7 separate regions of the Homo sapiens genome follow, and regions 2, 3, 4, 5, 6 and 7 are each linked to region 1. Evidence: chromatin contacts called from ENCODE Hi-C or POLR2A ChIA-PET data. All regions are on one chromosome and are shown on one strand. The core of a region is the stretch at or near the end of the contact, and the rest is flanking DNA. Distances in the headings are between cores, read along the strand shown.

Region 1 (2,736 bases), core at 192-2,691:
AAAACCCCTTCTTGCCTGGGGACCGGTCTGCCTTTGTAGGACTAACAAATTAGCTACGAGTTTAGGGGCCACGCCGCCTCTGGCTGTAAGAGTCTGAACCTCCCCAAATTGCTCCTGGTAATGATATCACTATTGTAAAACCTAAGGTCAGTGCTTGAGATATTTTGCAGATCCTGCATTCCGATGCAGCAAATGACACCACCCAGAGGTCAGCAAGAAGAACTCACTTCGACTCTCCTATGATTTTATCTTCAACCTGACCAATCAGCACTCCCCACTTTCCAAGCCCATACCCGCCAAATTATCCTTAAAAACTCTGATCCCCGAATGCTCGGGGAGACTGATCTGAGTAACAATAAAACTCCGGCCTCCCCCACAGCCGGCTCTGCGTGAATTACTCTTTTCGCCACTGCAAATCCCATCTTGATAAATCCGCTCTGTCTAGGCAATGCGCAAGGTGAACCCCTTGGGCGGTTACACTTACTCTGGCTCCCCATTCTGCTGCGTGACTTTAGGTAGGCTACCCAACATCCCTGGAATTCAATGATTGATTATACGATCTCCGTGCTTCCTTTCCACTCATAGATCTTACAAAGTCAGTTTCATGCCTCTTTCATTGACAGTTCTATCTCTCTATCTCCACCTCTGAACAACATTGCTCGAGTTTCTGTTCCGACAATTCTATAGACTCGACTCAATGAAGGCACTCAGAATTTCTACCACCTGTTGTATTTTCCAACAAAGATTCCAACCACAGCGGCGAGAGGGAGTTATGTATCACAAGCTGTGATTAGAGACACAATGAGATTTATACAAGGAAAAACTGATTAAGAATCACAAGATTCCAAAGCCCAAAGGAAGTCCTATTTGTAACAATAAATGATGAAAAAGGGGAATTGACTTTTGACTTGTCAGCAAAAACGAAATTAAAAGAAAAGCAAAAGGAGTTGGAAGGGGGAGGCGGGATTCCAAGATACAAAGCATAAATAAAAAGAAGTTCTGTGCTCCACCCCTCCACCAGAGCTGGATACAGCCCTTCTGTTGTCCGCCCTACAAACTTTAGGAAACTTCAGCAAAAGGCCCACCTCCTGGAGTTCCCAGGAACCCCAAAACACGCGTTCTAAGGAAAGAAACAAAGTTGTGCGCGGTCGGGTTTCATGGAGGCCGGCGCCTTCTCCCCCGACCCAGCCCATTCCAGTTAGGTAGGGTCCAAGGCTCAGCCTGGCCGCCCGAGGGATCCGCCCAGCCCAGCCCCAGGGGTCTCAGCGCGGGGGTCCGGCGGGGCCTTCCACAGAGGGCGCGGGAACCTTGGGCGGGCCTGGGGCTCACCGCAGTCCTTGAACTGCACCGGTTCGGCCTGGGCAGCGGTGCTGAGCGCCAGGAGCAGGAATGTAGCTGCCAGGAAACGCATCGCGGATAACGAAGTTCCAAGCTCGGGAAAGAAGCAGCGGCCGCCCGCGGTCACAAGACAAACCTGTCGGGGCGGGCCCGGGGAGGAGCCCAGTCAGGCGACCTGTCACCAGTAACCACAGCTGAGGCCCGCCCGCGCCCCGCCCCCGGCTCCGGAAAGCCAGCTCCAGCCCTCTCAGGCCCAGAAGCCTGCAGTCTCCGCCCATGCCATCCCCTCAGAGGCCTGACCCGCCCGGACCCACCTCCGCCCCGCCCCGCCTCACTCCTCCCCGCCCCGTTCCTTCCCTTTAGAGCACCTCTCCGGCTTCCTGGGTGCGTCCCCGCCGCTGCCGTCTGGAGCATTCCTAGCCAATCAGACACCTTCTCCTCCCGCACTACCCAATAGGCATGTTGGGGGGGCGGGGCCTCCGTGAAGTCCCGGCCTCCTGTTCGTTCTCTCCGCCTCCCGAGGCCCCGGGTGAGAAACGGGGGAGACGCGAGGGGCGGAGCTTGTGGAGGAAGATGGCTGCCGCCTGGGGGTCGTCCCTAACGGCCGCGACGCAGAGAGCGGTCACTCCCTGGCCGAGGGGCAGGTACCAAGACTAGAAAGGCACCTGGAAAGGGTGTTTGGTTCTGCGCCTCTAGGACAAATGGGAAACTAAGGCCTGTGGGGGATGCGAGGGTTTGGTGGGAGGCCGTCCAGGTGGGGGTCGCCAGGTTTAGCGTGAGGCGCTCCAGGTCGAGGGTTGCAAGGTGCCCCTTCTGCTCCCGGGCTCACCCTCCTCCCTTGCGCGCAGGCTCCTCACGGCCTCCCTGGGACCCCAGGCGCGTCGGGAGGCGTCGTCCTCCAGCCCCGAGGCCGGCGAAGGGCAGATCCGCCTCACAGACAGTTGCGTCCAGGTAGGAGGCCGGACGCGGAGCGGCGGTACCCAGGCGATTGGCGGGAGCAGCGGGAACTGCTCTTCACTCAGCCCTTTAACTCCCGTTTCCCGCTATTCTTGATCCCCCTTCCTGCATTTCAGAGGCTTTTGGAAATCACCGAAGGGTCAGAATTCCTCAGGCTGCAAGTGGAGGGAGGTGGATGCTCCGGATTCCAATACAAATTTTCACTGGATACAGTTATCAACCCCGACGACAGGCAAGGAGGAAGGGGTGGGCCCCCAAAGGAGGTACAGGAGGGACAAAAGTGTCTCCAGTTTAAGGTGCACTTTTATTCCAAATTTAAAGGGTTTACCTGGGATGGTTAACACCGCCCGTCTCACAGTGAGGATGCAGTAAAGGTTTGTTGTTCTGAATCAAAGTAACTAAGTTATAGGAGCAAAATTGATCTGCCCAGGTCCATTGGGT
Region 2 (3,154 bases), core at 384-2,883, 730 kb before region 1:
AGCCACCGTAGTTGTGACCAACAAAGTTTTAAATGGGGCATATAACTTCCCCTTTCATCTTCTCACCAGCTCTCGCTGGAGGCTGGGCTGGGACGGACACCCGGCCTCCACTTTCTGTGGCAGGTACCTCCTCCATGTCGGCCCGCCTTGGGGCTGAAGCCTGAAGGCCCCAGGGCACACGAAGTTCCCCTTCCTCCCCTAGACCTTTACCCAGAGGCCTTGGGGGCAACCTGACACACATGGTCCTGCATGTGCGACTTGGGAGGCGACGTGACCAGCTCCACCAAGCCGGCCATATGCAGGGCCCGGCCGAATCCCGGGTTTCGGCGCTGCCGCCAGGCACCAGGGAACACAGCTCCCCGCGAGGCACCGCGCGGGCTGGGAGGGCTGCGGCGGCGCGGGCGTGCGGGGGCGCGCGGGAGGATGACAGGTCTGAGGTGCGCCCGCCCGCGCGAAGCGCTCCAGCCTAGGCCTCTGCTGACTGCATTTGCCCCAGTTCCCCAACGCCCCTGCACCTCTGTCCCCCAAACTCCTGGCGTGGACGCCGCGTCCAGGCCCACTTTCCCGTGCACGCTGGCAGGGGAAGGGGCTCCCGCGCCAAGTTCCCTCAGCTGGCTAGCCCCTCGCCGCGCCTTCCGGGCCTGGGCTCCGTCACGTCAGCCGGTCCCCACGGACACCACGTTTCTCTCCAGCGGAGGAGGAGCAGCCGGATTCCCGAGCCGCCGCGGGCCGCCGGGTGGGGAGGGCTTTCCTGGCGGGGCCGCGCCCGGGTGGGCGGGGGCCGCGCGCAAGCTGCGTAGCTGCACAAACACCGCGGGGCTGCGCTGCACACGCAGCTGCGGGCCGAGGGCGCGGACCGCGGGGGAGGGGGCGGCGGGCTGCAGGCGGCCCCCGCACGGCCACACGCGCCCGCTCCACCGCCGCCCAGGCCGCAGAAGTTCGAGCGCAGCGGCCCCCGCGGCCCCCTCTCCGGGCCGCGCCTGCAGAGCTGCAACCCGCCGTGCGAGCAGCCACAGCTCGCGCGCCGCCTGGGGTCCCCTCGCCGGCCCCGCCGCGTGCAGGCCTCGGCCGCCGGCCAGGCAGCCCCACTTACCCAGCTCTTGCCCGGGCTCCGGGCTCCGGGCTCGGCTGTCCCCCTTCCGCCGCGGGTCGCCGCCTTCGGTCGCCTCCGGGACTCCAGCCGCCTGCACGCACTCCCGATTTTAAAAACAAACAGGCGCCGTCGCCTCCCCGCGGCGCTCGCGGGGCTTCCGCCAGCCCGCGCCTCCCGAGGCTGAGAAGTTTGCTGGCAGGGCCCGGGCGGGACGCGCGGGCTGTCACCCCCCGCTTGCGATGCAGGAGCCTCGGCGCGCCCCGCACCCGTGCCGTCCGCCTCGCGAGCGCTCTGCCTCCCTCCGTGTCACCCCCAGTCCTGCGATGCAGTGTCAGGATTGCACGGCTCTGACTCATCGGTTGAGCTCACAGCTTGAAAAAAAAAAAAAGAGAGAGGGCGAGAGGCAACAGCGGAGGAGGAGGACTCTGGCGTGCTACAAAGGATTGCACAACTCGAGGCTGGGAGCGCGGAGCGCCCAGCGGCCGGCCGGCGCGCGCGGCACCGCGGCGAGCAGGAACCAGCTCTACCACTTCATCAGCACAACTGTCTCGGGGCGGCCTCAGCCAGCAGGCCCGGCGCCGCCCACTTCCTGCGACCAAATAAGGCCGGGGAAGGCGTCCTTAAACCTCAGGCGGCGGCCGGGGCTGGGGATTTCCAGCAGACCTCACCTCCACTCACGAGTCGGTCGCCGTCCCCATCCCCCGCCCAGGCTGGCGCCCCCGATGGCTTTGCTGGCGGGCCACGCTGCTAGTTCCTTTCACACCAAGGTCAGGAGGAGACGGTGACGAAATGTTTGGAAACCCATTGAGCCTGCCAGGAAAGTGTGTGTGTGATGCTGGGGAAGGCACAAGTCGCTTTCTTCCACAAAGAAACTCTCTCTGGTTTTGGATACGGTAAATCATGCACAATCCTCTCCATGGCATTTTATTAACAGACTCTCCGAGTTTCACTTTCTGGCTCAAAAGCGTCCTGGTGCGTGTAAAGGTTATTGAGAAACTGGCCTCAGTCCCTAGAAAGGACCCACCATCTCCATCGCTTAGGTGAGGAAAATCTCCTGGATTTAAATCTAGCAACTCAGGCCAGAGTTGAGCGGCTTTTCACTCCATACTCACATTTTCCCCTGTCTTCCCTAAATATCCCCCTGATCAATTCTCAGGTCCAGGCCTTGATGCCTCCTTGCCTGACTGGTGGGAAGATGGAAAACATTTTTGCAGCTCAAGAGGTTGGTTCTGGCCCCCACATTCAATGGGGCTCTAGGGCCAGGGGAAAGTTCAGGGGAGTGTGTCCTATTCTTCCTTCCAAGTTTTTTGGTGGTGGTGCAGTGGTGGTGGTGGCGGCGGCGGTGGTGGCGGTGGCTGTTTTTCAAGGAGATGGGTCACAAGGAGATTTTCCTTTGAAAGAAAAACCACCGAAGAATACCATGTGTCCTGGCAGCCACTTTTCAAAACACTGTGGCCAGACCTGAGAACCAGGTGCATCCCTCACTTTCTCAGGGAGAAGAGGAGGGAGGGGCAGCAGAATATGATTCTCACACACTCACTGGGCCTACAGGGCCAGGGTGGGGTGTGGAGGACACAGGCAAAACTTGGATCTTCTGCCCAGAAATCCTGCCAAACCTGCACTTGCTTCTAAGGGGGCATGGCTTTCCTGTCCTCTTCCACCTCTTTGCTGGCTGGAGCACCTGCGTACATGTACACCTGGAAGTCACACCTCCCCAAGAGGAGAAGGGCTTATTTGCACCATGTTATGATAGATATGTCAAAATAAGGAACACTTAAAACAATCTTATCTACAAAATACAGGTAATTATGCCACAGGACTGGACCAGAGGACCTCTTGAGATCCCTTCCAGTTCAAGATCCATGATTCTGTGATTACAGTAAGTGAATAGAGGAGCTAGGGAAACCACCTTCTACAAAAAAAAGCCCGGGCTCCCCGATTTAGCATCTGTGATGACAGTATTGTTCCTGGCAGCTCTCAGAGCACTTCTCCATACAGTCTCCTGAAGAGCCCTGCATGTGAGTTTTATCTCTCTCAATCTGTGGATGTACTGAGGTTCAG
Region 3 (3,114 bases), core at 565-3,064, 610 kb before region 1:
TTTGGGAGGCAGAGGCGGGCAGATCACTTGAGGTCAGGAGTTCAAGACCAGCCTGGCCAACACGGTGAAACCCCATCTCTCTAAAAATACAAAAATTAGCTGGGCGTGGTGGCACACGCCTGTAATCCCAGCTACTCAGGAGGCTGAGGCTGGAGAATCATTTGAACCTGGGAGGGGGAGGTTGCCGTGAGCTGAGCTTGCACCATTGCACTCCAGCCTGGGCGACAAGAGTGAAATTCCATCTCAAAAAACAAAAACAGATTGACAACAAAGACAGTTTCAGAAAATGACAGGACTGGGCAAATTAACAAATGTTTGTAAACATGAATGTTCAGGAACTACTGATGTACCTCAAAAGTTTGTTTTATTAATTGTACTCAACCCTCGCAGAACAGTAAAACTGAAGATTATTGTTTCTGAATGTTTTGGCTTATGATTGTCTACACACTGCCAATATACTTTTGTATGCAACATTTGTAATAAGTAGATTCAAACTGTGTTGGTAATCAGCCTCCCCAGTTTTCGTGAGTGGCCCTTTTTTGTTACTTTTCCTGGACCATTTCATCGCCTGAGGGGGTTTCACTTTTCTCTGTATGTTGCTAACTCCCAAATCTCCATCTGTATTTCTGACCTCTTTCTTGAGCACTGGACCTTTACCTCCAAGTAAATATCCTCAACTCTGGATTGCATCTTATACTCTGCTTTTTTCTTTTCTTTTCTTTTTTGAGATGGAGTCTTGCTCAGTCGCCCGGCGTGCAGCGGCACGATCTCGGCTCACTGCAACCTCCGCCTCCCGGGTTCAAGCGATTCTCCTGCCTCAGCCTCCCGAGTAGCTAGGATTACAGGCGCGTGCCACCACGCCCGGCTAATTTTTGTGTTTTTAGTAGAGACGGGTTTTCACGGCGTTACCCAGGATGGTCTCGATCTCCTGACCTCGTGATCCGCCCACCTTAGCCTCCCAAAGTGCTGGGATTAAAGGCGTGAGCCACGGAGTCCGGCCTACTCTGCTTTTCTAAAGTGGAATTATCTTCCTCTGAAATGTTTCTCCTTTATTTTAAATCACCATTAGTAATTTGTGTACCCAAACCTGTCATCAAGGCTTATCTTTAACCTTGAAAATGCCTTTTTAAAGAGAACTCCTTTAATTCCCACGGTTGAGTCTCTCATTCTTCCGCACGCAAATATTTTAAAATAAGTAATTTCAAGAAGTCAGTCAAACTCACAAAGCTTTAACAAGGTGGCATCCAGCTTGGAAGTCAAGTGTTCAAGCCCGCAGTCGGGACATCCAAGAGCTCTTTACATCCTAATTACAACACGGAACCCAGACTCACTGCATACCCCGTCCCGTATATAATGCAAAACTTGATTCTGCAAGTTCCTTTCTCGGGCGGTGAAACTTCGAAGGTCCTCTCCATGGAGACCTTTGATAAATGTTTAAGCAGTGATCTTTTCTTTCGCGTTTGCCTCCATTGCAACGCCTCCGCTGATGGGAAAAACTACTCCCTCCGCTACTGCGGGGTGGCAGTGACGTCAACGAATTAGCTGACCTGTTTTTTCGGGCTTCGCGGACATAGGAGTCCCGAAGGCCGAGAGTGAGTGAGTGAGTGGGAGCGGGGCGGCTGCGGCTCCTCCTGTCCGGGGCGGAGCCCTGCGTCGCGGGCCTGGGGAGGCCCCGCCAGCACCCTTGACGTCTGGGTCCCGAGCAGTGCGGCAGCCACACGACACTGAGGCGAGCGAGTGGGTGTGTGCGTGGGGGGTCAGCCAAACTTCCTGTCCCGCGCTCGAGCTGCTTCCGGCGGGAGCCGGAAGACGCTGTGTGTGGACGGAATTCGGGACCGACTGACGGCCGGCCGGCTTCCCGGAACTGGAAGGTGAGCTCCGAGGTGGGCCTGGCCACCCCTCCTCGGTTAGGTAGTACCCGAGAGGGCGGGGGCCAGTACCGGCTACTTGGGGCCTGGGGCCGAGTTCGCCCCGAGAGAGGAAACCGCCCTCCTTGGGCATCCCTCCTGGATCTGGCGGGCCCGGGAGCGGCCAGTCTGAAGCCCTGCGGCTTTGGCCCTTCCCCTCGCGGGTTTTTAGGGGCGATGTTCTTGCTCCTTTGCTTGGTTTTGGGGGTAGGGATATAGGAACAGACTGTCCTGAGAAAGCCAGAGTCAGCGAGTCCCCGGGGCGGGGGCTCTTGGACTGCACCCGCAGCCGGGGCCTGCCTACGGACCTTGGGGCCTTATTTCTGAGGCCTTTGTGGTGTGGGGTAGAGGATGCCAGGAGGCCTTGCCCTGAATGTTTCAGTCCAGAGCTACCCTCTCCTTTCATACCACTTACTTTCTGGGTTTGGAAAAGGGACAGCTGCCTACTCGGCTGGGCTGGGTCGCCCGTTTCTCCTTTGCCTGTCAGTTCGGGGGGCAGGAGTGTGTGGATTGTTTACGGCCTTCATACATTTCGTGTCGAATTTATTTTCTGAAGTTTCTCAAGATAATCCAATTTATTAAAGTTTATCCCACTTGATCATGAGGCTCAGAAATGCATTTAGGCACCATTTGGAAGTTAAATATTATTAACTTGGGACTTAAGAATTAGTACTTAGGTTGGAACGAAGGTCAACGCAGCATATTTGCAATAAATAAAAAACATTTGGAAATAAAGTCGGGCATTTTGTTAGGGAGTGAGAAATTGCACTTGGTTTTTTCTTAGTGTGGTGCAGAGTAAAAGACAACTAAAGTAGCAGTCAGAAGTTTTAAGTTCTAGTTTTTTACGTTTTGCATCTAAGTAGATGTCTAATTTTTGGCAAGTTGCTGAATCTCTAGCTCTGGGGAGTTTTTCTGTAAACGAAGGGGTTTACCTTTAGGGCTATGACAATTTTTCCGAGGCACTGAACTTTGAGTAGAAGTGACATAAGCATTTCTTTGTTTTGGAAAGATAACTTGAATGGCTGCATAAAGGATGTATTGGAAAGAGGAATTTTAAACGCGGGGTGACCAGTTAGAGGCCTGTTTTAATAGTATAGTAGAAAGTTACTGAGAGACCTAAACAGGGCATTACAGTAGGGAACAGAGAACATTCTGGGAACAGAGAATCACGGGAATTATTTAAAAATGGAGAATGAGAGAGATTTAA
Region 4 (2,884 bases), core at 345-2,844, 540 kb before region 1:
GCCCTTAAAAGAAATGCCACACGCTTTAGTGGTCACTCCCTATTTCCCCTAACCCTCCACACCCCACCCCACCAGCCCTAAGCAACTGCCAATCTACTTTTTGCCTTTAATAGTTTGGGGTCCACCAGGTGCACTGGCTCACGCCTGTAATCCCAGCACTTTGGGAGGCCTTGGCTGGTGGATCACTGGAGGCACGCGCCACCACACCTGGCTAATTTTTTTTTTTTTTTGAGACGGAGTCTCGCTCTGTCGCCAGGCTAGAGTGCAGTGGTGCAATCTTGGCTCACTGCAACCTCCACCTCCCGGGTTCAAGTGATTCTCCTGCCTCAGCCTCCCGAGTAGCTAGGACTACAGGCGCGCACCACCATGCCCAGATAATTTTTTGTATTTTTTTGTTTGTTTGTTTTTGTTTTTGAGAGAGTTTTGCTCTTGTTGCCCAGGCTGGAGTGCAATGGCACAATCTCGGCTCACTGCAACCTCCACCTCCCAGGTTCAAGCAATTCTCTTGCCTCAGCCTCCCGAGTAGCTGGGATTACAGGCATGTGCCACCACGTCCAGCTAATTTTGTATTTTTTTTAGTAGAGACAGGGTTTCTCCATGTTGGTCAGGCTGGTCTTGAACTCCTGACCTCAGGTCCCAAAGTGCTGCATTACAGGAGTAAGCCACCGCACCCGGCCAATTTTTGTATTTTTAGTAGAGACGGGGTTTTGCCATGGAAACCAGCCTGGTCTCGATCTCTTGACCTCATGATCCGCTTTCCTTGGCCTCCCAAAGTGCTGGGATTACAGGCGTGAGCCAGCGCGCCTGGCCAATTTTTTTTTTTTTTTTAAATTTTTAGACGGAGTTTCACCATGTTGGCCAGGCTGGTCTCGAACTCCTGACCTCAGGTGATCCACCCGCCTCGGCCTCCCAAAGTGCTAGGATTACAGGCGTGAACCACCACGCCCGGCCAAATTTGGGGAGCAATTTTCTTAATCTCTTTGTGCCTCAGTTTTCTCTTCTACAAAAATGAGACGACAATTGTACTACTGGTCATAGAGTACTAAGAGGATAAGCGAAAACTGAGTGACATTGCCTATCAAGAGCCTCGTATAAAGTCCGAGAGGTTCAGGTCTGTAAGTCAGAGTCCGCCTCCTGGTCCCTAAACGCTCATTTTAATCCCACGCCCCTCCGTGACACGCCCCTGCTGTCTGTCTCCAAGGCAACGCCCAACAGTTTCCTCTCCGGGATTCCTTTCCCGGGGGCAGTCTCTTTTCTCTCCTCACCTGACGGCTCCCCTCCGCGCCTCCGGGGGCTCCCTCAGGCCTCCCCACGGTCATTTCAGCTGGACAGAGGCAGCAGCGACAGTGACAGCGATAGTGGCAGCAGCGGTGGCAGCGAGAGCTATGCGGGGCCAGGGTCCACCCCTTTCTAGCTTTGGCGTCTGGTTGGCTTCCAGGGCAGCCTCCGATCCATCCCGCCCGAGGAGGCAAGGTTCGTTTTCCGATTGGCCTATTTTCTCCGCGCATTTTATTTCCGGTTCTGAGGACGCCGCGGAAGCGGGACGGGATTGGAGTGCTCTGCTCCGGACGCACTACGTAGGTGGGCCTGCGGGAGTTCTGAGTGCGACGGCGCAGGTCTGCACCATGGCGGCCCGGCTTGTCAGCCGATGCGGGGCTGTGCGTGCAGCTCCCCACAGCGGCCCGCTGGTGTCCTGGCGCAGGTGGTCCGGCGCCTCAACAGACACCGTGTATGACGTGGTGGTGTCGGGTGGAGGCCTGGTGGGCGCTGCCATGGCCTGTGCCTTGGGTAAGCCCTTCTCCAGGCTACTAGTGGCCGGAAACCGGGCCGCGGAGGCACGATGAGAGCCGTGAGAGCCCTAGCACGACTTGCCCAAAGACAATTTCTCAGGTCTCGCGACGCTTCTCCCCTCCCCTCCTAGAGGAACCCCAGGGCACGCCGGAATGCGTGTGGTCCTTCAGGGTCCATTAGGGTCAAAAGTGGGAGGGGCGTTCAGAGTCTGTTCTACTCATGGGAAAACAGGCCTTCCCGGGGTTATTTATAAATGAGAGTTCCAGTTTCTCCAGATCCTGGACAGTACTTGTCATTGTCTTTTTGTTTATAGACATTCTAGTGGGTGTAAGTAAAGTGGGATCTCCAGGTTTTGACTTGTATTTCCCTAATGATTAATGATGTTGAATATCCTTTCATATGTTTATTGGTCATTTGTATATCTTCTTTAGAGAAATGCCTATTCAGACCCTTTGCCCGGTTTTTAATTGAGCAGTTTGTCTCTTGAATACTGTGGTAAGAGTTATTTTTATTTTTTGAGACAGGGTCTTCCGCTGTGCCCAGGCTGCAGTGCAGTGGCACGATCACGGCTCACTGTAGCCTCAACCTCCCTGGCTGAATTGATCCTCCTGCCTCTGCCTCCCAAATAGCTGGGACTGCAGGAATGCGCCACCACTCGGCTGATTTTTGTATTTTTTTGTAGAGACGAGGTCTCACTATGTTGCCCAGGCTGGTCTGGAACTTCTGGGCTCAAGCAATCCACCTGCCTCAGCCTCCCAAAGTGCTGGGATTACCGGCATAAGCAACCCTGCCTGGCCATTATTTTGTTTATTCTGTATAAGTCCCTTATCTGATAAATGACTTGCAAATATTTTCTTCCATTTTGTAGTCTTTTCACTTTTTTTTTTTTCCCTGAGATGGAGTTTCGCTCTTGTTGCCCAGGATGGAGTACAATGGCACGATCTCAGCTCACTGCAACCTCTGGGATTACAGGCTTGTGCCACCATGCCTGGCTAATTTTTGTATTTTTAGTAGAGACGGGGTTTCACCATATTGGCCAGGCTGGTCTCGAACTCCTGATCTCGTGATCCACCTGCCCCTTCCTCCCAAAGTG
Region 5 (3,035 bases), core at 432-2,931, 800 kb after region 1:
TTGGAGTTTTCGTGTTTAAAATTTAAAATTGCGAAGCAGTGTGATACAGTGTTTTGCCATGTTTTTATTTGACAAATGCACATTTTAGTTAATAACTAAATATTTTTACTAGATTTGAATATTATCTTTAAAATAGATAATTCCTTTTGCTTATTTATTTTTGAGAGAGGGTCTCCCTGTCACTCAGGCTGGAGTGCAGTGACTGCAATCAAGGCTCACTGCAGCCTTGACTGCCCTGGCCCAAGATCTTCCCACCTCAGCCTCCCAAGTAGCTGGGATCACAGGTGTGCACCACCATGCCCAGCTATTTTTTTTTATTTTTGTAGAGTCGGGGTCTCCTTATGTTGCCCAGGCTGGTCTAGAACTCCTAGGTTCAAGTGATCCTCCTGCCTTGGCCTCCCAAAGTGCTGGGATTACAGGCGTGGGCCACAGCGCCCGGCCCCCTTTTATTTTAAATCTAAAGAAGACTCGAGAAAAAAAACATTACGTCAGTAGTAGATTTAGGAGATGCACTACTAATACTACGTAAGTTTCTCTTGTGCTGCCTGGGAATAAAAATAAACACTTAACACTAACTTGGGGCTCACAACATGCTTGACACTGTTCCAAACACACACACACACACACACACACACACACACACACACACTCATTTTAAAAGTCCTCATCTACTCTTAAAGGTAGGTCCTGCTATTATCCTTATTTTTGTAGATAATAATATAGTCTGGGGCGCAGAGGTCTGCTCAAGATCATCCAACTGGAGTGGCAGCGCTGGAATTAGAGTCCAGGCAGTGTGGCTTCAATGCCTGAACTCTTAGCCATTAGAAAGGAAAAACAAAGCAAAATCAGTATCCGCAACAACCTTGCAGGCACGGAGGCCCTCAGAAGGGACAGGAGAGGCCGGGCGCGGTAATCCCAGCACTTTGGGAGGCCGAGGCGGGCGGATCACCTGAGGTCAGGAGTTGGAGACCAACCTGGCCAACGTGGTGAAATCCTGTCTCTACTAAAAATGTAAAAAATTAGCCGGGTACGGTGGCGCGCGCCTGTAGTTCCAGCTACTTGGGAGCCTGGGGCGGGAGAATCGCTTGAACCGGGAGGCAGAGGTTGCAGTGAGCAGAGATCGCGCCAGTGCACTCCAGCCTGGGCGATAGAGCGTGACTCCATCTCAAAAAAAAAAAAAAAAAAAAAAAAAAAAACAAAGGAAAAGAAAAAGAAGGGACAGGAGGGCCTCCTTCCGCTCCTGACCAGCCCCTGCTGGCCCGTGGGCAGAGGGAGAGCCGGCTTCCAGGGACCTCAGGGAGGGACGTTTGGGAGTGCTCTCTCAGCGTCCCCTCCACCGCCCTCTCTACACCCTTGCCGCGCCCCTGTCCTCGTCGGCCAGGCCAAGGTTTCTCCTGGCCCTTCCCAGCTTCCGGCCCTTTGCTCCAGGGCAGGTCGCAGGGCCAGACGGTGCCAGGAGCTCGCGAGTCCTCTGTTTACTGTTTGGTTTCCACGGTGACACGTAGGCGCCGTCAGCGACTCCCGTCACCGCCCCGCAGCGCGGCCCCCACCCGGCGCCGTGACGCCGGCCCGCCGCTTCCGCTCTGCCCATATTTGGCTCAGCCACTGCGCCGCCGGCCCGGGGTAGGCTGTGGGCGGGACTCCCGCCGCGCCCCGCCCCCGGTCCCTGCCCCGCCCCTGGAATGCTGGGCGAAGGCTCCGAGCCACGAGACCCCCGCCTCCTGTCCCGGGACCCACCCAGGCGGAGGCAAGGGCAGGGGCGCTGGGGGCCCAGAGAGAGGGCGCCGCGATGGATGAATGAGCTGTTTCCAGCATTCCTGTGCGTCTGCTGGTTGTAGCTGCAGTCAAGATTTGGGGCGGTCTCGTTTGTTGTGGGTGGGTGATCTGGGATCACGATTTTCTCACTCTGTGCCCGGAAATCATGCCATCTCTCGCCCAACGCTGTATTTTATAGGCTTCAACTCAAAATTTTCCTTCATGGCACAGTGGAAAGCTTTGAAGACGGCGGTTCTGGGGTCAGTGTTGCCCCTCGGGGGATAAGTGACCTTGGGAAGGCCATTTTCCTTTTCCTGGCATGATAAAACGAACCGTGGGGGTGGTCCATAATGGTTGCAGCACTGTCATCAGGCTTGTGAGGGGAGCTTTTCCATCACCCTCTAACCACCCCCTCCCCAGGACATAACTGGAATATCAGTGAAGTTCTTTGAGCATCGACCCCCTACAGTTCTGCCCCCTGTGGTGATTGGATTTGTGTGTCTCTGCACCTTGCTCCTATTAGGCGCTTAATGAACTTTAGTTAACTGATTATTGAATGAATAATACGAATCACCTTCATAAATCCGGACCCCTGCAATTCCTCTTCCAGGCCGGGCGAGGGGGAGGGTAGGGGATGGGGGAGAATATTGAGATGATTAATAATCGCGCGGCAGGGTTGCTGATGTAAAGCGATTTGCAGATCTAAAGGGCAATAAGCATTCCTGGGAGAAATCCAGCGAGATTCCAGAAGTCTCTGAGGGAGCCGTGGGTGTGTACCGCCGGGCCCAGAGGGCGGGGGTGGGGCAGGCAGTGCCGCAGTGGCCGCTGCTGGGGAGCCGATTGCAATTGCGAGGAGAAGCGTGGGGTTAATCCTTCAAGACGCCTGTCACCATCCTCCCACCCCCATCCCTGCCCCCTAGATTCCCCAGTTCCTCTGGCTGAAGGAGTGTGTGTTTTCCAGAGTTTCAGAGCTGGAAGTCACATCGGAGACTTTTAATCTAATTTAACCTATTTCGCCAACAGGGAAATTAAAGCTCAGAGAAGTTGGTTCGACCATCCAAACTTGCACAGCTAGTTAGAAACTGATAAAAGTCAGGATATCTAGCTTCAAATAGTGTTCCACATCGCCTAGGTGCTTCTAATTTCCTGTGCTTCAGAACCCTGTTGCCTGGCTCAGCTGGTGGGTTGTACATTTAGGCTAAATATTGACTTCAGGGCTCTTAAAGAACGCCATTGTCACGTCTGCTGCCACACGCAGCCCACACCATGACACCAGGGCC
Region 6 (2,993 bases), core at 253-2,752, 760 kb after region 1:
AGTTAAGATAATTTGTCCAAGTTACTTTAACTGACGGAGATGGGGTTTCATTCTTTCTTTCATTCATTAAATATTTATAGGTCGCCTATTTATTAGGCTAGACACTACAGAAAGATTGAGGGTTGAAGGCAGCTGAGCTCAGAATGAATCCCACTTGCTGAAAATAACCTCTGTGGAGAAGCCACATTTGGAATATTTATTTTGAGTTTTCTTCCTTTCTTTTTAGAGACAGGGTCTTGCTCTGTTGCATAGCAGTGATAAAATCATAGCTCACTGCAGCCCCAAACTCCTGGCCTCAAGTGATCCTCCTGCCTGTGCCTCCGCCTCCCGAAGTGCTGGGATTACAGGCATGAGCCACGGCATTCGGTTTTCTTTTATTTCTTCAGACTTTAACATTTTTATTGCATTTTATCTTTTCCCCTGGTGCTCCTCAGCAGGATCTAGACTCTTACTGAGCACAGTTCTATGCTGAGTGCTGGAAGGAATACAAAGCTGTATGAAGGCCGGGCACGGTGGCTCACACCTGTAATCCAGCCCTTTGGGAGGCCGAGGCAGGCGGATCACCTGAGGTCAGGAGTTCGAGACCAGCCTGGCCAACATGGTGAAACCATGTCTCTACTAAAAATACAAAAAAAACAAACAAACAAAAATTAGCTGGACGTGGTGGTGGGTGCCTGTAATCCCAGCTACTTGGGAGGTTGAGGCAGGAGAATCGCTTGGACCCAGGAGGTGGAGGTTGCAGTAAGCTGAGATTGTACCACTCACTCCAGCCTGGGCGACAAGAGTGAGACTCCGTCTCAAAAAAAAAAACAAAAAACAAAAAACAAAAAGCCGCATGAAAAGCTGATCCTGACTTCTGGGAGCTTGTAATTCAGTTTGGGAGACAAAGCCTATGCAATAAAACATTTAAATAATAACACAAAATAATGCATAATTAAGTGCCAAAGTAAATGGTCCAGGTGAAAAAGTTCAGAGGGATGAGAGGCTACTTTAGGCTGACACGGGTGGGGCACTGGAACAGAGGAGGCAGGTCTTTGAGGGACAGGCAGAGTAAAGAGGACATGCTCAGCTGGTATGCAGGAGAAAAGGGACAAAGCACGGCATAAACGAAAGTGTAGAAAGAGGAGGAATATGCTGATGCAGTATGATCTGGTGCATAAACTCTCAGTTTCAGCAGTTACATGGTCCTGGGTGTGAATCCAGCCTCAGCACCTTTCTACCTGAGTGGCCCTACATCAATTATTTTACTTGTATTAAGCCTCAGTTTCCTGATCTGCAAAGTGGGCATAAAGAATGAAACCATGCAAAACAAAGCAGCATCTGGCACAGGGCCAGGCCTCAGTGGCAGCTACTGCTATTATTATGATCTCTTTGCAGGGGGAACCCTTGCAGCTGTTCCACCTGAATAGTGGAGAGAGGTGTGTGGCCACGCTGAAACCTGAAACCATAACGTAAGAGCCCAAGGGAGACTGGAAACTCTACAGCCATGAACTAAAAGCAGCGTGTGTCAGCCGCAGAATCGGATAACACAACCAAACCACAAATGTGCCTGCCGCTCAGGCTTTAAAGTTCTACAGCAGAGCAGGACCCACTGTGACTTACTTTGTGTGATGGAGTCAAACCACATTTTTTTTCTTCTTTTTCTCATCAGACTTCACAGGAAATATACGTCTTTGTTCAGATTTGAGATAAGGTACCCCTTCACCTTGACTCTCCTTTGCGGCATGAACTCACCCATTAAGTTGCTCACTTTCTATCCTAGGCCCATATCATCAGCCACTTATATTTAGTAGGCATGTGGGTTTGTATTGCTCTTATGTTAGAGGTGGAATCAAAGCTTTATCTATTAAGACATGGTTTGTAGTCAGACTGAGATGACAATCTAAAAAAAGGAGGTGAGAGTCTCCCGGAGGATACAACCAAGTGGGGTGGATTCTGTTGAAGGTTGTTTATTTTGCCATCAGTAATCCCCTACAATGCTGTTGCTCAATAATTATTTTAGGTCTCATGACTTTCAACCTAACCTCTGTGCCCACAGAGAGAATCTATACTGAGGTGTTGACATGATTTCTTTGCAGCTGTTACAAATTAATAGCCTTGGCTCCCTTCGCATGTTGAACCATTAAAATTGTGAAGACAATTGGCATTAAGGTATTTCTCAAAGACCCCTCACCCAGTCTAATGGGACCTCTGTCCCGTTCCAGGAGTGCCTATTCCTAGATTTCTTTTTTATTTATTTTATTTATTTTTTGGTTTTTCCTTTTAAGCCCAAATCTCCCCATATAGGACTAACCTACGGGCCGACACGGTGGCTCACACCTGTAATCCTAGCACTTTGGGAGGCCGAGGCAGGCAAATCACCTGAGGCCAGGAGCTCGAGGCCAGCCTGGCCAACATGGCGAAACCCCATCTCTACTAAAAATACAAAAATTAGCCAGGCATGGTGGTGCACACCTGTAATCCCAGCTACTTGGAAGGCTTAGACAGGAGAATGGTTGAACCCAGGAGGTGGAGGTTGCAGTGAGCCGAGATCATGCCACTGTACTCCAGCCTGGATGACAGAGCAAGACTCCATCTCAAAAGAAAAAAAAAAGGACTAACCTAAGAATTGATGGTAGGAGGGCATGGAAGGAGGAGTACAAACAATAGCCCAGTAGGTTGTAGCTTATAGCCAGCGTTCAATAAACTTATCTCAGTATACTGAGAAGGAAGGAAGCAAATATATAATAAACCACCACCACGTTAATGCCTACTGTTTGTCAAGCATTTGCCATCCACACACCTTATCTTGTTGTCCTCCAACAACAGTATAAGGAAGGTAGTATTGGTGTGCCCATTTTGCAGAGAAGGAAACTGAGGCACAGAAAGATTAACTCGTAAGATAAATAGTTTGCAATGAGTAGCAGAGCAGGGATTTGAACCCAGGGAGTCGAGCTCCAGGGCTGGTGTTGTCAAATGCTACTAAGATATGTGTATTTTATCAGGAGGAAGCA
Region 7 (3,187 bases), core at 487-2,986, 850 kb before region 1:
CCCCAGACATCTCAGAAAGTATCAAAGAACTTAAACTTACCAGATCACTACATATGAATTTTGGTGTACCACCACTCAGTCCACAGCAAACATTAAACCCTCATAATATCCTTTTAGATATATGTTTATATACGTGTGTGTACTATGTATAACTTTTCCATTTTTTTGCTTTGTTTTTTGTTTTAGAGACAGGGTCTGGCTCTGTTGCCCAGGGTGGAGTGCAATGGCACAATTAGAGCTCACCTAAGCCTCAAACTCCTCAAATGATCCTCCTGCTTCAGTCTCCCCAGTAGCTGGGACTATGGGTGTTGTACCACCATGCCTCGCTAATTTTTATTTTTTACAGAGCCAGGGTCTTGTTACGTTGCCCAGGCTGGTCTTGAACTCCTGGGTTCAAGGGATCCTCTTACTTTGGCCTCCCAAATTTCTGGGATTACAGGCATGAACAAACTGCACCAGGCCACTATGTATAATTTTAAAGGAAAATCGTACCAACTATTTTGTTTGGTAACTTCTATTTTTACTTGAAATATGACTATCTTTGGATGTGAATAGATGCCTTTCAGCAAGTCAATTGTACTTTTTTAGTGTAAGTACATTATTGCATTGGATGTTCAATACTACTAACCAATTTTCTCTCTCTTTTTGTTTGTTTGTTTGTTTGTTTTGAGACGGAGTGTCACTCTTGTTGCCCAGACTGGAGTGCAATGGCGCGATCTCGGCTCACTGCAACCTCCGCCTCCCGGGTTCAAGCAATTCTCGTGCCTCAGGCTCCGGAATTGCTGGGACTACAGGCGCGTGCCACCACACCCGGCTAATTTTTGTATTTTTAGTAGAGACGGGGTTTCACCATGTTGGCCAGGCTGGGCTCAAGTGGTCAAGTGGTCCGCCCTCCTCAGCCTCCTAAAGTGCTAGGATTACAGGCGTGAGCCACCAGTCCCGGCCACCAATTCTCTTTTGTTGATAATTGAGTTGATTTTTTTTTTTCTATTAAAGCTTTGAACATACATCTCTGTGCTCAGGATAAAGTCCTGGAAGTGGAACTGCTGGATCACAAAGGGTGCAAAAGTTTTTGAACAGCCAACAGCCTTCCAGAAAGGCTGTATCAATTATAAACAGCAGCGTATTTGTGTGTCCCTACTTCACCATACCCCTAGCAACTCTATGAATTATTATTATTGTTAATAATTTTTAGCTCATTTGGTAGGTGGGGAAAAAAAGACACCCTGGTGATTAAAACCAACAATTTGTGATATTTAAAATGTGGAACCGAGCTTTCAGCTGCCTCTGGCTCCCTGGAGGATCCGGGGTAAAGAAACATAAAATGGGTGGAGTTTGGCTCTGGTATTCTCAGTGGGATGGGATGGAGAGGGAAATTACAGCAAGCCGCTTATTCTCCCCTCGTCCGGAAAAGGGTGGGAAACGCCATCGTTAGGGCAAAGGAATTAAGAACATTATTTTATGAAAAGGGTAGTTGTTAGGGGGACGTTTTAAGGTTTTTAACTTTAGGCGGACAAGTCACTACAGATCAGCTGAAATTGCTTTCGGTCCTGACTACTCCTGTGCGGGGTTAAGACCTAAGGAAGCAAAAGGGCAGCCAGCAACAGCCGGACGGGAGGACCCCGGCGGCCGCCACGCAGTCCCACAATGCCCCGCTCGCACCACCCTGAGGGCGGAGAGAAAGGACCGCTGCCGGGGATAGGGCTTCCGCCGAGAGCGCCGAGAAGTGCGCACGCGCACTGACCCCGCGGGCCCTAGCAACCAGAGCAGTGACAGTAGCAACCGCCGGAATGGTGAGTACCTTTCGGGCCGCGTAGCCAAAGCTGAGAGAAGATTGGGAGTGGAAAAGGGTGACTGTGGAGTGTTGAGGGTCTGGGGGTCCTTGAACAGCGGAAGGGAGCCGGTAGCTGACGCTAGCTCTGTGGAGTCAGGGGCCCGAGGCGAAAGAGAAGCCCTGGCCGGGGGTGGTCTGTGGTGAGGGCGGCCTGGGGTGGATCGGAGGTTGGGTTAAGGTGGAGGGACTCAGACAGGAGAAAAGGGAGGGCGAAGAGCAGGAAATTCTCTAAAAAGAGCGTATTGGAGTGGGAAGGGTGATGGGAAGGAGAGTGTAGATAAAGATATCTCTTTACATAGAAGTAATTTTAGTGACCCCCCCGTCGAGATGCAGGGAGGGGCTGGTTACCAGAGGGTTCTGTATAACACGGATTGCAGCAGTTTTCGTAACCTGTGATGTACCCAGGTTGCCTTCTGAATGACTACGAGGGCAGTTATTAGGTGACACTGTAAAGCACACTCTGATGGATATATTAGAGCAGTGATTCTCAAATTTCAGTATGCATAGGTATGGGCTTGTTGGAATGCAGATTGTGAATTTTTAATATGATTGGGGGTTTCAGGAATGTGCATTTCGACAACACACCTCAAGTGATTATAAAATTGGAGGGCATCCCACCACACTGAGAAATGCTGTTGCCTTAGGTTTGAAATCTACCAGCTGTCTATCCAATGAGAGCTCTTTATGAAGTAATGGTTTTACCTAGAGATGCTCCTCAACTCTTACTTGATGTGTTCACTCTCTTGCTTACATACTTGGTAGTTCTAACTAGTCGTTTGAAAAGGATTGCAGACCCAGCCAGAGCTATTGAGCAAAGTATGTGATGTCCTACTGGATAGAGATGTTTATGAAGAAGAAGCATAATTACTTGTCTTCTTTTTGTGATTCCAGTGCTATATAAGTGGGCAGAAATTGAGCCCAGGAGATGGAAATGATGAGGAAGTCATGCCTGCCCTCAACAAGATGAAATACCACTCTTTAAAAAGTAGTTTCCCCCCTGCTTTCCTTACTTTGTTCCCCAAGCAGTTAGCTGAAAATCACTGCCAAGGAAAGTTAAAAGTTCTGGAACCTAGGTTTATATTCAGGTGAAGAAAGGCTCAGACCTAAATATTTATGAAAGTATGAACCATGGTGATTGTTGAAAATCTTCAAATAGAGAATCAGAACCAGTACAGTTATAAGTCACTTAATGATGACAGGGATACATTCTAACAAACACATTATTGGCAGTTTTGCCTTGCAAACATCATAGAATATGCTTACAAAAACCAGATGGTGTAGGCTATTGCTCCTAGGCTACAAAGTTTTACAGCATTTTACTATACTGAATACTGTAGGCAGTTGAAACAAGGT

What was found. Hi-C counts contacts between places; a loop is a spot of excess contacts on that map. ChIA-PET counts read pairs that join two places held with the same protein, here RNA polymerase II (POLR2A). Pooled maps may share reads with other maps.
Region 2: a pooled map shows a loop between it and region 1 (9-fold over the local background). The contact joins the promoter of MIDEAS here to the promoter of NPC2 in region 1. A Hi-C loop is called at or near these places in 3 of 37 single-sample maps with no recorded cell type and 12 of 50 pooled maps. POLR2A ChIA-PET finds 5 or more read pairs at or near these places in 3 of 52 experiments (GM12878, PC-9 and Panc1).
Region 3: a loop to region 1 is called in a map with no recorded cell type, with 24 times the contacts of the local background. The contact joins the promoter of ZNF410 here to the promoter of NPC2 in region 1. A Hi-C loop is called at or near these places in 4 of 37 single-sample maps with no recorded cell type and 11 of 50 pooled maps.
Region 4: a map of naive thymus-derived CD4-positive, alpha-beta T cell shows a loop between it and region 1 (26-fold over the local background). The contact joins the promoter of COQ6 here to the promoter of NPC2 in region 1. A Hi-C loop is called at or near these places in 2 of 168 maps with a recorded cell type or tissue (naive thymus-derived CD4-positive, alpha-beta T cell and psoas muscle), 2 of 37 single-sample maps with no recorded cell type and 13 of 50 pooled maps.
Region 5: a loop to region 1 is called in a map of ascending aorta, with 4 times the contacts of the local background. The contact joins the promoter of LINC01220 here to the promoter of NPC2 in region 1. A Hi-C loop is called at or near these places in 2 of 168 maps with a recorded cell type or tissue (ascending aorta and endothelial cell of umbilical vein) and 11 of 50 pooled maps.
Region 6: a loop to region 1 is called in a pooled map, with 8 times the contacts of the local background. The contact joins the enhancer-like site here to the promoter of NPC2 in region 1. A Hi-C loop is called at or near these places in 1 of 168 maps with a recorded cell type or tissue (tibial artery) and 7 of 50 pooled maps. POLR2A ChIA-PET finds 5 or more read pairs at or near these places in 2 of 52 experiments (PC-9 and WTC11).
Region 7: a loop to region 1 is called in a map of CD4-positive, alpha-beta T cell, with 10 times the contacts of the local background. The contact joins the promoter of DNAL1 here to the promoter of NPC2 in region 1. A Hi-C loop is called at or near these places in 1 of 168 maps with a recorded cell type or tissue (CD4-positive, alpha-beta T cell) and 7 of 50 pooled maps. POLR2A ChIA-PET finds 5 or more read pairs at or near these places in 1 of 52 experiments (activated CD4-positive, alpha-beta T cell).

The regions. Positions count from the first base shown.
Region 1 is chr14:74,491,864-74,494,599 of GRCh38, forward strand. It overlaps NPC2 (NPC intracellular cholesterol transporter 2), which reads right to left and starts at 1,442. Exons shown (of 5, transcript NM_006432.5): 1 at 1,330-1,442. The coding sequence starts at 1,411. It overlaps ISCA2 (iron-sulfur cluster assembly 2), which reads left to right and starts at 1,902. Exons shown (of 4, transcript NM_194279.4): 1 at 1,902-1,982; 2 at 2,187-2,289; 3 at 2,412-2,527. The coding sequence starts at 1,912. RefSeq lists silencers at 1,195-1,254, 1,425-1,704 and an enhancer at 1,905-1,984.
Region 2 is chr14:73,758,670-73,761,823 of GRCh38, forward strand. It overlaps MIDEAS (mitotic deacetylase associated SANT domain protein), which reads right to left and starts at 1,634. Exons shown (of 13, transcript NM_001367710.1): 1 at 1,094-1,634. MIR4505 (microRNA 4505) reads left to right here and starts at 78; the gene lies at 78-150. RefSeq lists silencers at 302-411, 772-921, 1,052-1,291 and enhancers at 1,712-2,041, 2,957-3,154.
Region 3 is chr14:73,885,045-73,888,158 of GRCh38, forward strand. It overlaps ZNF410 (zinc finger protein 410), which reads left to right and starts at 1,815. Exons shown (of 12, transcript NM_021188.3): 1 at 1,815-1,871. PTGR2 (prostaglandin reductase 2) reads left to right here. Exons shown (of 10, transcript NM_001146154.2): 10 at 1-682. RefSeq lists enhancers at 64-173, 1,805-1,874 and a silencer at 1,475-1,754.
Region 4 is chr14:73,948,708-73,951,591 of GRCh38, forward strand. It overlaps COQ6 (coenzyme Q6, monooxygenase), which reads left to right and starts at 1,595. Exons shown (of 12, transcript NM_182476.3): 1 at 1,595-1,788. The coding sequence starts at 1,626. It overlaps FAM161B (FAM161 centrosomal protein B), which reads right to left and starts at 1,387. Exons shown (of 9, transcript NM_152445.3): 1 at 1,266-1,387. The coding sequence starts at 1,319. RefSeq lists enhancers at 1,277-2,277, 1,294-1,353.
Region 5 is chr14:75,292,723-75,295,757 of GRCh38, forward strand. It overlaps LINC01220 (long intergenic non-protein coding RNA 1220), which reads left to right and starts at 1,682. Exons shown (of 3, transcript NR_038421.1): 1 at 1,682-1,819; 2 at 1,955-2,015. RefSeq lists an enhancer at 1,250-1,389 and a silencer at 1,460-1,919.
Region 6 is chr14:75,248,154-75,251,146 of GRCh38, forward strand. No RefSeq gene overlaps it. Among named protein-coding and RNA genes, the nearest start is that of FOS, 29 kb to the right of the region's middle. RefSeq lists enhancers at 1,605-1,774, 1,975-2,094. Within about 2 kb of position 1,503, at least 10 of the 41 ENCODE cell types and tissues checked have a DNase peak (open chromatin) inside an H3K27ac peak, as active enhancers do; they include PC-9, where a contact is called at or near this core.
Region 7 is chr14:73,643,250-73,646,436 of GRCh38, forward strand. DNAL1 (dynein axonemal light chain 1) reads left to right here and starts at 1,737. Exons shown (of 8, transcript NM_031427.4): 1 at 1,737-1,793. The coding sequence starts at 1,791.